2 separate regions of the Homo sapiens genome follow, and region 1 is linked to region 2. A link is a loop called in an ENCODE intact Hi-C map of the cell type or tissue named here. Cell type or tissue: PC-9. All regions are shown on one strand.

The links. Hi-C counts contacts between places; a loop is a spot of excess contacts. Peaks named below come from ENCODE experiments on the same cell type or tissue, not always from the same donor. Only the 100,000 strongest peaks of a DNase experiment are listed, where the experiment ranks them.
Region 1: a loop joins it to region 2, with 12 times the contacts of the local background. A loop is called at or near these places in 2 of 110 quality-filtered maps.

What each region holds. Positions count from the first base shown.
Region 1 is chr6:133,423,639-133,431,638 of GRCh38, forward strand. The region is part of intron 3 of EYA4 (EYA transcriptional coactivator and phosphatase 4); the gene reads left to right. Among named protein-coding and RNA genes, the nearest start is that of EYA4-AS2, 29 kb to the right of the region's middle. In PC-9, no CTCF peak of the experiment used is centred here; no DNase peak of the experiment used is centred here.
Region 2 is chr6:133,337,527-133,345,526 of GRCh38, forward strand. All of the region lies in intron 2 of EYA4 (EYA transcriptional coactivator and phosphatase 4), which reads left to right. Among named protein-coding and RNA genes, the nearest start is that of EYA4, 100 kb to the left of the region's middle. In PC-9, no CTCF peak of the experiment used is centred here; a DNase peak (open chromatin) is centred at 4,245; H3K27ac peaks cover 532 bases.

The DNA of each region.
Region 1 (8,000 bases), 86 kb after region 2:
TCATTAAAATCATTAAAAACACAAGCAAGCAACCATCAGCCGCCACATAAACATACCTCAGTTTGACATATGTATGTGCCAATGAAGCCGTTACCACAGTCAAGATAATTAACTTATTCATCAACCCCAAAAGTTTGCTCCTGCCCCTTAATAATTTATTCCTCTCTACTTATTGTTACGGGATCTTTGGGGTGTCAATTTTCTAGCCAGAAACCTCTGTGACCGTGGCGCCTTTACCCAGGTTCTTGTCCTGCATCCAGGAAGAATGAGGTACACAGACAAGTGAAGAGTGAACAAGATAAAGATGAGTTTTATTTAGTGTCACAACAGCTCAGAGGAGACCCACAGTGGGTGGCTCCTCTCTGTAGGTATGTCATCCGTGGAGTGTTCAGTTCTCAGCAGAGAGGAGGCTCTGGAGAGAGTAGCCTGTCTCTGCAGCTGGTTGTCCAGATGGCTGCAGCTCTCAGCAGAGAGGGTAGCTCCTCTTTCTGCTGGTTGTCCTGTTGTCTCTTTGCCCCCTTCGGCCATCCTCTGGCTGTCCTATGCCCTGCTCTGGCTGAGCCCAGGGCTTTTACAGACCTCAGAGGGGAAGAGGGAGGAAGTGCCTGCCAAATGGTCCATGGGTGGCCATTGGTGGCCCAGAAGAGGCACCAAGACTCCCCACTCTGGTCTGCAGGACTGGCGTCCCAGCCCCCAGCCTTCAGGCCCTCACTGGCCTGAAAGTGGGGCCTTACTGAGGACCCTCCTCCTTCTGCTCAAGAATCAGTCTGCCTCCTACTGCCATTCATGGCCCTGGTCTCGGCCCCAACCCCTGCTCTGATCTTGGAGCAGGTGCCAGGAGCAGAGAGAGGCCAGGCAACGGGAGCAAACACCCCCCCCCCAGCCTATAAGGATGGGGGTCCTTCCTGGGGGCACCGTGGGTGCCAGTGGCAGAGACGACCCAGATCCTGCACCTGGGAGGGCAGGCACAGCTGCACCCAGAAGCTCCCACCCTGCCAACTTGGAAGGGGCGGGACTCCTACTTGTCCCCAGCTCCTGCCTTCTCCATGGAGTGGGAGGCCCAGGTCTGCAGCTGTGGGTCAGGTGGCTGCAGCTGCACCCAGGAGGGCAGATTCTGCCTGTTCTTGGCACCCCTCAAGAGCACAAGGAGGCTTGGATCCACAGCCGCAGTTTGGGCGGCTACAGTGGCATCCAGGGAGCTCCCGCCCACTCAGAAGGGATGGGGCTCCCACCCGCTCCATGGAGTGTGCAGCCCCAGCAGTGCCTCCCTGCTACAGCCAGTGTGATGGCATCAACTACTGCCATCACTACCACCTTCCTCCCTCCAATCTCTTGGCAACCATGGATCTTCCTTGATAGTTGCTTTCAGAGCCTTCTGTGTTGTAAGTGTGTATCAATGGGTCATTCCTTTTATTGCTGAGCAGTATTCCTTTGGGTGGTGGTACTACAGTTTATCTATCCGCTCACCTATTAATGGACATTTGTGTTATTTCCAGCTGTTTAATTGACCACTTAATCTTTCACAGAAGAATATATATATGCGCCTATAAATTTTGTCATATGCAAAATGTTAAATAGGAAATAATCCCTGTTAGTATTGTAATCAGTGCCTGGGACAGGACGTGCATAGGTATTCAGTAAGTAGGTGTTAAAGGAACTTAGACATGTTTTGGCAAAATCTGCAATCTAATTAGGAAAACAAAGCAAGCACACCTAAGAAATTAAAGTGCACAGAGCAGTTGACCTGAATGGAAATCAGTAATATAATAATATCCATCTTCTACCCAAAGGTCATGACACCCCCCCAACCTCGCCATCAGCACTTACTTGGAAGTCTCCCTTCTTTCAGTTCAAGGCATCCTAAATTAAATCACTCATCTTTCACTGAAAACAGTCCCTCCACTTTCTTCCTGTTTTGTTCAAATCTTTTCCTAACTACTGAGTTCAAAACCTGAATTATTTTTGTAATGTCCCTCTGTTCACATTTGATTAGTTTCCAAGTTCTGGTTATTCTGCTTCCTAAATGCCCCCACTTTGTTGCCGCTATGACTGCTTTAGTTTAGCTCTAACTATCTCTTAGCTCAGCACTTAGTCATCTATCTTGCCTCCTTGACTGGCTTTCCCCTCTCTAATTCAGCCTCCACATGGTCATCACACACTTTTCTGAAGTGTAATTTTGACCATGCTGCTTTGTTGCTTCTACCTCTCCATTTGCTCCTCATTGCCTGTAGGCTAAAATTCAGACTTCGTGGGATAGCACTGAAGATGCTCTATGCTTTTCACGCTTTCTCCCTGACCTCTATCATGCAGAAATATTTAACTGCTTGCAGGAACGTGAACACACGATGCCGTTTCCCATCTCCATGCCATTGAATAAACCTGTCCATCCATCTTCTGGAATGTTTCGCCAACTTTGACCAGGAGAAAACTCAGAACTCAGATTTGAAGCCTTCTTTTATCTCCTGCATACATGTACATTTACAGAAAACTCAGTAAAGTTAACCACTCCTCATCTATGCCAAGTGTCTACAACACTGCCCTTGCACTGTTGCCAGATCTTCCATGCTAGACTGTGACCACAGCAAGTGGCTTTTTACCTTTGAATCTAGTAACAAGTACAAGAGCAGTTACCTAATAGGTACTCGGCAAATATTTTGGGTGCTGAATAAATATGAGTAACTCAAATTATGGTGCTCAATAAATACGAATAAATGAACATGTGACTGAAATAATCTGATCATCAAGTTGTAATATCCCAGCCAACATATGCCTCTTGTATTTTACTTGTTTTCACTTGTCACCACCACCTTAGTCAAAAACCATTTAACTTTCTTCCTGAATTGTTGAATCAGCTTGCTAACCTATGTCAGTAAATTATCCCTCTTTTCTAAACTATAGTAACACAGATTAGCTAGACTAATCTTGCAAAGACTGCTTTAATTATGTTATTTCCCCATTAGATTCCACTGCCTGGCTTTCAAAAGCTCTAGCTACTCTAATAATCAGACTTTTTTCTATTGTATAACACAGTCTCCATTTCAGCTAACCCATTCTTCCCACTTGCCCATAACAAGCTCTGTTCCTTCCAGCTTGTGTGCCGGTGCTCACATTTATCCTTTTGCCTGAATACCCTTGTCCTCTCTTCCCATCTGTCTGAATTCTACTGACTATTTATGCCTTGCTAAAGTTGGCACCTGCATCATATCTCCTTTCTATCTATATCTATATCTATCTATTTATATCACATCTCCTTGGAACTTCTGAACTATAGCAATTTGCTATTCAAAGCGAATAGAAGTTACAATGTACATATTTTCTCTCTATATATCGGAATCTATATTTTCCCCCCTACCCTATACTAGAATATAAGCTCCACAAAGGCAGAGAATTTTTGTCTGTATTGTCTGTAAAGGAAAGCCAAGGGCTGAGACACACAATATTTCTTAAATAAGTGAATGAAAGTATGAAATTAACAGTTGCATGGTGCTGGTTCAAATAATCCTCATTTCCTCGGAAGAAAAGCACTTTGAAGAAAGTATGAACAAATTTGAATTTCTGAATTTTAAAGTATGTGATACTTTAGAGGCAATTTCTTGAGTGGAATTACAAAACCATATTCACTTATCTAAAATGTAGCATTAAAGTTCTGAATTTTAGAACCACTTCTGAACGTCATGATTTCTGTACAAGATAGTGTCAATTAGTCAATCATGTTATCTGGAATTTTTATGCATTAGTATAAATTGAAATTAACTCAACATAGTTCTATTACAGAAGTGGATAAATGGAGCATGAAATGATATGAGAACATTCTACTCAAAGTAAAAAAGTAGATTCAGGTTCTTGGATCCAGATTAATGTGATGATATCTGTATTTTGACAGGGGTAAGGCCATTTTGCAAGTCTTTCCTAAATTCCATGATTGTTAAAAGGAAAAAATTAAAGCTCACTCTATTGAAGTCCTTAGCTCAAAATTTGACACGTACTAGATATGTGTTAAATAGTTGAATGGAAGCCATTGGAGAACCATTTTTTTTAAGAGGAGGGGGACTTCAGAAGGGCAGTGACATAGTTCCAGTTGAATTTGAGAAAAAAATTAGGGTAATTGTCTAGAGAATGATATAGAGAGAAGACAGAAGATAGTAAAACCAGGAAGTTCTTTGTTCATTCATCAAGGTTCAGTTATAAAGCACCTACTACTTGGTATATACCTAGGGCTGAGTGAATAACTAAGATTCTGTTATAAGTATAGCCTGCTGGAAAAAATTTAGATGAACAATTATGATGACAAAATTTAAGAGTGATTAGAGGGAAAGGAGTGAACACTTTGGAATCTATTCTGCTAGAAATGCTGATTGTACTTGGTGAACGGTGTAAAAATTGAGGGTTTGAAGACACACTCCAGTGTTCTGATTTGAGAGACCAATTTAATAATATAGTTAGAGATAAGAGTATGAGAAAGTATGAAAGGAATGATGATGGGGTTGGTTGTGGACATATGAAGTTAGAAGAGTCTATAGAAAATCCCTGTGGAGATAACCAGTATAGAATTATAGGTAAGTTCTGGTGCTCAGAGAGATATGAGGGCTGAGGAGGGATGAATTTGGAATTAATCAACAAAAAATAGTTGTTGAAAACATAAATCCATGTGGAATTTCCCCAGAAGGGTGCTTACCTCATTGAGATGAAATAAGGGCTGAGGCTGCAGATAAGGACAGCAGAATGTTAAGAGGACAAGAATGACACTCAAAGACAGCACATCATGGCTAGACGTGACGTCAAGAAACCAGGAAAGAGTAGTTGTATCACTTAAAATGGTTTCAACTACAAGTAATAGAGAACCTGACCCACCCACTTTTAAACAATACTGTAATTTATCTGCTCTCATAACTGGAATTCCAGAGGTAGACTGGCCTCAAGAGTGGTTGATCCAGGAGCTCAATAACTTCATCAAGAAACCAGTTTCCTTTGTCTCCTTTTGCACTGCCATCCACGGCTGTGAATTTGTCCTACATCTGTTTCTCCTCTGGGGATAGAATGACTGGTAATACAAGTCAGACTACATGCTCCCTCCTTTATATTCAGCGGAAGAGGCAGTTTGAATAGGAACCTCTCCTAGAAGAATGAAGAGGAACTTACCCCCAAGTCTCCAGCAAAGTGCTCCTTCTGTCCCATTGGCACAAATTTGGTAAACTAATTATTCCCAAAACAATTATTAATTTAGATTAAGAATTAGGCCTCCATCTTCTGGGGCTGAGGGTAGATTTAGCTTCTTTTTTTTTTTTTTTTTTTTTTTTTTTTTTTGTGAAATGGAGTCTCACTCTGTTGCCCAGGCTGGAGGGCTGTGGCATGATCTCGGCTCACTGCAACCTCTACCTCCCAGGTTCAAGCGATTCTCCTGCCACAGCCTCCCGAGTAGCTGGGATTACAGGTGTGCGCCACCACACCCGACTAATTTTTGTATTTTTAGTAGAGACGGGGTTTCACCATGTCAGTCAGGCTGGTCTCTAACTCCTGACCTCATGATCCACCTGCCTCAGCCTCCCAAAGTGCTGGGATTATAGGCATGAGCCACTGCACCTGTCCAGATTTAGCTTCTTTTGAGGCACCAGCCTTTGCTGGTGAGAGGTGAATACCTGAATAAAAATTAAGATTCTGTTAGGTAAAAGGAAGTGAGACAGTTAATGCATAGCAGACAACAAGGAGCACTACAGAAGCATTAGTAAGCTTAGGAGGGAGAAAGGTTGAGGAGAAGTTATTAACATTGTCATATACCAAATGGGTCAAGGGAAGAATTAAGGAGAGGCGGAAAAATGCCCATGAGAGCAGTAATTAGAATGTGACCCCAGAGACACACCATGGATTCTAATTAAAGTGGATAGAGGGTGACTGTGAGGGGAAAAGTAGTTATGAGGAATTGAGTCTAGTTTCAAGATTCTGAGTTTTGAAAGAAACGATAAAGATAATAGCTAGAGGGGGGAAATAATGAGAATCAGGGGTTTCTTTTTTGTTTTGTTTTCATGATCATCAATTAAATGTTTCAAAGTTAGTCAGTGATTTCTAACTGGGCTCTGATGAAGGGGCTTTGAGTGACCAGTTGTATGAACTTAGTCAACTTGTCAAGTCTCTTTGACTTCTCATCCATTGAAAGGGAAAAAAAGAAAGCTGTTTTTATCCTATGGAGTTGGTGGATTTCAGAAATATTTTTCTTCAGTTTTCTTTTATTTTATTTATAATTTCAACTTTTAGAATCACAAGTTACATGTGCAGGTTTGTTATATGAGTAGATTGTGTGATGCTGAGGTTTAGGGTGTGAATGATCCCATCACCCAGATTGTGAACACAGCACCCAACAGTTAGTTTTCAACCCTTGCCCCTCCCTCCTTCCCACCTCGATTAGTCCCTAGTGTCTATTGTTCCCATCTTTATGTCCATGAGTACTCAATGTTTAGCTCCCACTTGTAAGTGAGAACATGCGGTATTTGGTTTTCTGTTCCTGCAGTAAATTCACTTAGGATAATGACCTCCAGCTGGTACATACATACCATGGAATACTATGCAGCCAAAACATAATGGAATCATGTCCTTTTCAGAAATATTTTAAAGAAGAGAATATTGTTTATATTTTAGGTGTGTGTGTTTAGGAGATATTTTAAATGTTATACTCCATCAAGTCTTCAATACATTTGGGGGAAACAGAAAATAAACTAATTTTACTTTCTACCTCATTGTTTGGTCTTAGGCTAAAATCCATGTTTTACGGAGAATTCAAGAAATTTTTAAACTTCAGGTAGAACTGTGTTTTTTACAAATGTATAGAAAGCATAGTGCCTAATGCATGGTAGAAACTCATTAAATGATTATTAAATTGTTCTACTTTTCATATTTAAGGATGAAAAATATTAGAGATTCTCCATCAATCAGATTATAAAATTCTTTATACTGGAGAAATTTCTTATACCATATTTTTTATTTGTCAGAGAATTGATTCTAAAAAACAATAAAACTATGCCACAAAAAAAACTAGTAATATTGAGTAGTGCAGCAAAACCTGGGTAACTAAGTCTAACTAGGTAGGTTAATTGAAGTTACTGGAAAATTTATTCATACATTCAACAAGTGTTCATTGAGCACTTATTATGTGACAGGCCTTGTGCTAGGCTTCTTGCTCTCATAGAGTATACATTCTAGAGGGAGAGCCAATTAAATAAATTAATATACAATATGTCAGGGAGATAATTGCCTTGAAGAAGAATAAAATGAGATAATGGGATAGTAGGCAATTAGTACAAATGTTTTCATTTTGTATGAGGAGAGCAGGAAGGGAATCTCTGAACAGGGGATGTTTGAGCTGAGACACAGGACATGAAGAATGGCTGGGAGAACTGTGTTCCTGGGAAAGGGGAAATCAAGTGCAGAGGTCCTCACCTGGGAACACATTGGGTGTGTTTGACAAACAGCAGGTTAGACTGGGGAGATGGGATGTAGGGAATTGGGGCTCTGTGAGTGAGGGGAATCACCTAGGAGATGAGGTCAAGAAATGGGGCATCAGTGTGCCATATAAGGAAGCAAGGCCTTAGAGACTGTGGGAGGAATTTGGGAACTACTCTAAGAGACATGAGAAGGCATTAGAGGGTTTAGAGCAGAGGACTGATTGCATTGAGCTGGTTATCACTCTAACTGCCTTGGGGAGAATAGGCTGTTCTAGGGCAAGTGTGGCTTGGGGAGATAAAGTTCAAACAAATGTAACTTTTTGTTTCCTTGAAATATTTAATAAAGTAAAGCTACCTATTCAGGGAGTTTGTGCAAGTAATAGCACTGTCAGATCTACTACAATAAATAGGTGATAATGGTTTGTAATTAGCAAAGTAACTATTCATATAGAAATCATTCAGTTGATGCTAGTTGACTAATCACTCCTCATGCAATCTTACTCTTGTATTTGATGAACTTTGTTTTGAAGCCAGTGCAATATGAAGTGCACCATCCCTCCTCAGCAG
Region 2 (8,000 bases):
GACATCATGGGTTTTGCAATCAAAATGGAAATGTGTCATTTGTATATATTGGGTAGTTAAACACAGCTTAAATGGAAAAACAGACCTTCAGAAAGTACTGTAGTACATTAATTTTGCACAAAGTAGCACTAATTTGATACACATCTCTAATTGCTCTCACTTAAAGCAGTTTCAAGACAAATAATAAACTCTTTTTAATTGCAACGTTGTAAAAAACACTTTTCTATGCTGTTTATTCTCTAGGAAACTATGCTATATAAAAATATTATATAAGCTATTCCTTTTCCAGAATTTGTTCAGATATCCACAAACTGAGACTCAGACCACACACATTTACGCTGCCGATGTCAGCACAGCATGTATTCAGAACCTGGAGAATTTCGCAGATTGGGGTTTTAGATGTTGGGGTGACTTTCTGAGTTGGTGAAAGATTTACCCAACAGCTGTAGTTAGCCAAGGACCAGAAACTCTGTTTTCGGCCAGATGCATAGGGTGAAGCAAGTAACTACCCAGCCTGCCATCTACTCTCTCTCTCCAACTTTTTATTGTAAAAAGAACATTCATTCTTTGTAGGAGTTAGAAAAAGCTAAAAACTTACTTTAGAGCTTACTTTGTGGGCTTACCATCTAGTCATTAGCTTAAAAATTACCAAAATATTTCTACCGCAAGTAATAGATACCCATTTTAGAAACATTGAAAATTTTTAATGAGTAAATAGAAAAAAAGGTCACTCAATTTAATGAGTAAATAGAAAAAAAGGTCACTACATCAATTGGCATTTGATGTAGATAGTTTGTACTCATTTTAAACTTAAAATCTGTTTGTGCCTTACATGTAGTGAATGAAATAATTACTTTTTGTACTATGTGTATTTTACTATAGTTCTTCAATGAGAGGTAACTAGATGGTTTATGTCACTTCACTTGAATGTGTATTTATATTCCAGGATGGCTCTGTCAGGAAGTTTTCTACTTATTTATAGTGATAACAATTCATACAAATTAAGCCTTTTATTTTTACCTCTAGGAGTTAGATATCATAATCATTCAGCCTCTATTAAATCTATAGTCACAGAAAAATGATATAAAACCATGAATCCTGCTACAACACTTTGGATGTGTTGTACTTTTACCCACTGTCACAAATAATTTAAAATAATTTCTAAGGAAACATCATGGCAGCCCCAGTTGGTGGTGCTTAGTGTTTAACTACAGCATGATGACTACAGAAGAGGTAACAATTTTAGTTCTTGCTAAAACTAAACAATATTACATGGATGCACATACACATAATACAATTCAGAAAATTATCACCAATTGCTTCTTTTTTTTTTTTGTCTTCTCAGAAATGGGCAGATGGATTATGTACTAAAAATATAAACCCTTAAGAATCAGGTTTATCCTGTAAAGAAGGTGGTGTCTCTGGGCATCACTTGGCTCTTTTGTAAATTGATTGTCACTTCATTTTTATCGTTATCAGTAAACCTTATTAGGTGCTGAAATCAGTGCTCGGGGTGCAGGGTCAGGTAAGGAAAGCATGTGCTGTGTATCAGGAGACCTGGCCACAAACTTGTCATATGTCTCTACATAAGTTATTATTGATGAAATCATTGTTTGGTGAGAGTTTGGATAGCCTGTATAGGGAACTAGCTAAGTAGTTGGGAAAAGGAACTGAAGCAGGACAAGGTAATAAAGTGCATCAAGATAGACCCCAGGCCCATTTGGTTAGCATCTCTGAAGGAGACAAGTTCAAATACCAAGCTCAAAGAGCTGGTAGAATGAGTGGAGCTGTATATTCAAAGTACCTAAGCAGTTGCTATGAATACCAGTGTGAGGTTCACTGTTTGCCTTTAAAGACCAGCAAGTGTGTAATGGTTGCAGTTAGGTCAGACTGTATGGATAGAGGTAGTACAGAGCCATTAGTGGAAGAATATTAAATTTGTTTGTTTTTAGAATTGGGGAAATATGATAACATGTGTCTGTAAAGCAGAGGTTGTCCCTGGAGAGGAGAAGGAAATATGCAAGAGAAATGGGGGGAATAAGTTATACTTGCTTATTGGAAAAATTAGGCTCTGAAAGGATGACCATGGATTCTTGGCTGCCTAATGAAACACGACAGCCAGAAAGGGCCTGTGGTAAGTGGTCAGGGCAGAATGCTCAATAGAATTGTGATTTTTGAGGTGATAAGAAGAGAAAACATTGTATTTAGAGAGGGACTATTAAGAGTTCTAACTTGGTTGAACTCTTGGTTGATTAATAACAAGTTAGGACAAGTCCAGGTAGGTGTTTATAGGTAGCCAAAGTGGATAAAAACTGGGAGGACGCTGACTTTGAGGCAGCGAAGGACTGTGCTTACAAGGCAGAAATGCTTAGTAACATGATGTCAAATCATCAGGGACGGTGGCCAAGGATGGATTACAGAGGTGCATAAAGTAGTTGCTAAAAACAACAAGTAGGTTTGGAAGAGTGCTCCTGGGCTTGATAGAATTTAGCAACCAGTAGGGGTAGAGGTTAGTACTAATATAAGTGGTGAAAAGACTTAAAAGAGAAGGGGAAGTTACGTCACACTATCAGAAGTAATCATATCCATTACAGGGGTTAAAACGAAATTGTCTCTAATGTTAAGACTATATATAGGCTTAATGTGTTAAAACATGGGCAAAAGTCATTCCATGCTTTTTCTGTGTACTAGAGGGACTGTAGGTATAGACACAGAAAAACCATTTAAAAGTGAAGCAACGGATGGTATAATCCTGTGTCCTGTTCTTTGCCAAATTGATTTTGGACTATCCCTCTGAATGCAAGAATGGTTCTTCTGCTGCCTTTGCCTCTTTTCACATCTACATAAAGTAGTGCTTACATTTGTTTGGAGTCAAAAAATAATAAATAAATGAACAAAATATATGGCATGTCAGATGATGATAAGTGCTACAAGAAAGACGCAGCTGAAAAGGAGGTGAGAGAGAATTAAATTAGGGTAGGTGAGCCCCATTGATAAGGTGGTGTTTATACAGAGACTTCATAGACATGAGAAAAGGAAGTGTATGTGTATCTGGGAAGTGAGCATTCCAGGGAAGGATGTGCACTGGCCCCAAGGCAGAACTGTGCTTGAGAACAGAAAAGAAGCCAAGAGGCGGCAGAGGAGGGAAAGTGAGGAGAGGGACTCGAAGCTGAGGTCAGAGGGAGTGGTGAAGTTTTTGATATCAAGCCCTGTGGGCCAATAAAGACCTTGCCTTTTGCTGTGAGTCATATGGAAAGCCACTGGAGGATAAGATCAGAAGAGTGGACTGCTGATCTAACTTTTCGAAAGAGTCCCTCTGGCTGCTGTGTGAAGAAAGGAATCATATCCAGGCTGCTCAGCCTGTGCCACTGAGCAGCCTGAAATTAGAAGGGGTGGGAAGGAGCAGTTAAAGTATGGATGTATTCTGAAGATTTAGCCAACACGGCTTGCTAATGGACTGGATTTTAAATAGAAGTTATTTATCATGGAGCGCAAAACTTAGAAAATGCTAAGGTCTAGCTTCTATGTTTATACTTGCTATGGCATAGACCCTGGACATGAACCCTGGGTTTGAAGACCCAGAACATGCATTTTAAGAGAAGATCTTCCAACCATCCAAGGAAGATTCTGCAAATTGAGGAACTGAGTAAACACAGCAAACAGTTGCCTAGGCTACCTGAGGGAATAGTTCACAGGTTAAAGTAGAAAGAATAGTTGCTTTGATCAAAATGTGGCATGAGAATAAATCCTGGCTTTTCCACTTACCTTTAAAATTTAAATTACCATATAGGTTAAATTCATTCACCTGTCCATCAAATCATTTATCCATTCCACTGACATTTAGTGGATACCTACCATGTTCCAAACACTTTGTAGGTACGCAGGAATAAAGCATGAACAAAACAGATGAAAATAATCTGTGAACTATTCTGAGAGATGTGGATAAAACATTAACAGTGGAGCCCTTTATGAAATCCACTATAACATTAAATTTTAAATTCCAGCTGGATTTAGCTTTATGGACTTCCAAATAAGAATAGCCTAATAAATTCTAGTTTAAAGGTGTAACATTGAACAGAATTTAGAAAATTCTTTTCTAATGTTGAAACAAAGGACTTTTGCAATAGTTGCATTAAAAAAAAAACATTGACTCACAAATGAATAGCTAGTGGAGGGCAGGATTTCTAGATAAGCAGGACAAACAATCTCCACTGTTTCTCACCAACTATGGAGCTAATGGGGACGGTGGCTTTAAGCCAACTACCACTTAAGGGGAAAAAAAAACTTACCATTCAACAAGTGAAATAGTTAGTGTGGAATGGATAGCATCTTTGAAATTTGATTTTCAGCAGTCTCCCCAAGTGACTGAATACATTTTTTCAAACTATTTACTTTTGTATCATGTCTTCTCATGGTCAAATTCAGGATGAATTTTATGACAGGATTTGGTCTAATGCTGCTGAATTGTCTCATAAATATCTTGACAAGTCATTTGAAACATGCTGGGCCTCTAAAGAGGCTGACTGACATGAAAGCACTAACTTGGAATCATCAGGGCTTAAGGGTAACTTATGGACCCTAAGGCAGAGCCCCAAATCAAGATCATAAAATTACAGACAGTGAGTTGAAATTGAGACCAGTCTAGATTGGTACCAGCTTCTTTGGGTTTCTTCGGTAGCAGGGTGGAGTCAGGTGGCTGGTGCCATGGAAGCATTTTGGATCTGGTACCTACTGGCTACAATTCATTGTTAGATTCAAGGATGTGTCCAGGCTTTGGGAAGCCCTTCTGGGGACTGGAAAGGGAGGGTCCAGTACCCAGAAGGGCTTCCCAAAGCCTGGGCACATATTCAGAGTCCAGCCAAGTGGGCTGAATTTCAGGACAATTTTCTGGGTCCATCCAAGGGAAGGAAGCACAGATTCAGATCGGAAGGTGTAGCAAGGGACAGGAAAGCCTGTTTTATAGTGAGCTCTGAGCTTTGGTCATTCATTACCAGGATTACCTGATAACATGGTATATTGCTGCCATCCAGTTTAAGGTACACACTGCCATATATATATATATATATATATATATATATAATTCTTTATATTTCTCTGGGCTTAACTGAACTTAGCTTAAGGCACATGAATTTATCATTCATACAATAATTATTTAGCATTTTTATATCTGGGCCTGGCTAGGATTAACAGGTATTGACAAAGAGGATTTGAGATTTCTGAAATCTTTATTTAGCATAACCTAAATCAACAACTAGGATTGATAGAAATTAAAAAGCACTGATTTATTTTAAAAGTGAAAATTTCTTTATATTTTGATGCAATATTTTAAAAATATGGTACAGATTTGATTCCTAGGTATTTACTAATAGTTCTGCATTTTGAACACCATTATCTATATTAGGCATATTGACCTTCATGATTTTTGTACAATTAATTTTTGCTTAATTTATTTTCTAATTTATAGAGACGTGAACAGTTGCCATAACCATGAACATTTACAGATCAATGGCTATTGGAGTTATTTAATTTATACATGGCTCAGAAGGTGGCAACCATTTCTTTCAAATGTTATATGGACAGTTCTAGAATGTATGCAGATATCCTGGGGAAATGGAGGGGTGGGTTTCTTTACAGAAAAGAATGACCTGAGATCAACCTAACAAAAGCTTGGTTGTGAAGAAATCTATCAGAACAAAATTGTACATATGAAAAGATATAATTCTTGCATGTGACTCCTCAACTGTATTTACCAGGATGACCCTGTGACCTTTCTTTTACTTTAGATTGATTGTTGATTTATTTCTTACTCATTTGTTCACACTTTTACTCTGTCCCCACCCTGTGCCATCCTTGAGCTCAATGCTTTCTCTTGCTCCACTTTGGCTTGGCACAGACCTTGATCTGATGCTTGAACTCAGCTTCACCTGCTATCCTGGATCACTGTTGTTGTTTTTCATTCCTCGGTGCTTCCCGAGTTCCCTAGCAGATAGCCTCCCCCTAGCTCAACAATACCACCACCACCACCAGCACCCCCGCCACCACCCCCCCCACCCACCCCACCACCCTTGACCCTCTCCATACACACTCTGGTAGACTGTTTTTCGGCGTCCTTACCTTGATAAGCTTAACAAAGACTAATAATAACAAATAACACACCACATTACTATTTACAAAGTGTTTACATATTCATTTTCCTGTTTGAGATAGTGGTTCCTGTTTCAAAATAGAAAAGGAAGAGTGAGATATGGGTTAAAGGAGGACTATGTTTTTCATAAATATTTACACATATTTACATATGTAAAAGTCCACATAAGTGTTTATAAATATGTTTCAGTGATAGGATGGAAGGTCAAATATATATGGACTCTTATGATATATACAAAGTTTTATTTGTTTATCAGAAAAATACTGCTCTGCAAATCTTCTAATTTGATAGCCATTTATCAATAAATTGTATTCATTATTGAGGAAATCATTACTTTGGTGATGTTTGTCATATCTGATTTAAAAGCAACCTCTTACTCTTGAGAAGCGAGAACAGGAGAGTGTTCATTCAGTATGAGTGAAGATGGAGACAGCAACCCAGAGCATTTATAGGAGAAAGGCTGGACATGTTTTAAACACTGGATAAATGCAAGGCACGGTTATATGCCAAGTCGCATTGGACTGGAAGAGATCGGGAGACCCAAGCCTTTGTCTACATGACTTGTCTGACTTATCTCACATCTTCCATTTCTACATTTAAAATAGGTGAACTAGATGTAGGACCCTGTTATTTCAAATATATGTGACAAGAGATATCTATGCCCCTTTCCTTTTGAAAATATTTCTGGTGTCTCTTGATATTTGAAAAATAAAATTTTACGAATTTAAGAGTCCAAAACTAAATTTCACTGTTATGAGAATTTTGCTTTTGCTTGTCACCATAATAACTTGTTATTTATTTTAATCTTATCTGGTTGGTCAAAACTTCAGGTCAGCTTTACGATATATTTGATATGGTCCATTTATACTTGGAACTGATCCATTGTAGGTAATAAACCAATTAAGGCAGAAAACTACCCTTAGACAAAGTTGGTATTTTTAAATGAGCTGGCATTTGAAATGATTATTTTGATGTTAATATTATATATATTTTATACATTATGCATTTAGAGATTATATTTATGAAACATTTCAATATAACATTGCATCCAAATTTGCATATAGTATACATAACCCAAATTATGGATTTTGATACATATTCTTTTAATCATACCAAAGTTGCATCTTTTCATTTACTCATTCCATCTTCAGTTGTTTATAACAATGTGAATGGTATGAAATTATGTGTTTATATAATAATTACTCCATATATCAATATCATCAGAACTGAGAAACTTATTAGCTTATCTTCTAGAAATGCCATTAATGCCTTGAGATTTTCTTCTCTCTACTTAATAGGGTTAAATAGATGCCTTCCATTTTAGAAAGGAACAGTCTTATTATTTCTTATTTCTGAGAAAGGACTAGATACTCCTTGAGATGTCTGTAATAAGGTAAAATTGTTAACTTTCAACATGCTGTTTTCCTAACTTTGTGTATGTATGGGACCCATGATCTTATCTAGCCTTTTGAAATGAATCACTGGAATTAAGAAATTTAAAAGAAAAAAAATACTGTGTAAAACTATGCTATGAAAGAAAAATTATTAAATATGCTCTTTTCATATAGTTTGCTAATTAAATACTGCAGCTGTTATGTGGAGGGAAAGTTGCAGATATGATGAGATATTGAGTTTGTCATTTCTGAAGAGTTACATTTGGCTAATCTGTCTTAACAAACTAGAATTTTCCATACTTTTATGAGGAGTATGCGTAGTAAGTATGATGTATATATCTTTGCATAGACATATGTACACAAACAAGATTTACTAAAATATTTTAAATTAAAAATGTAAATCTAAGACCTGCATCCTCAACCTTTAATTTCCAAAGAAATATAAATTTTGCTGATTATCA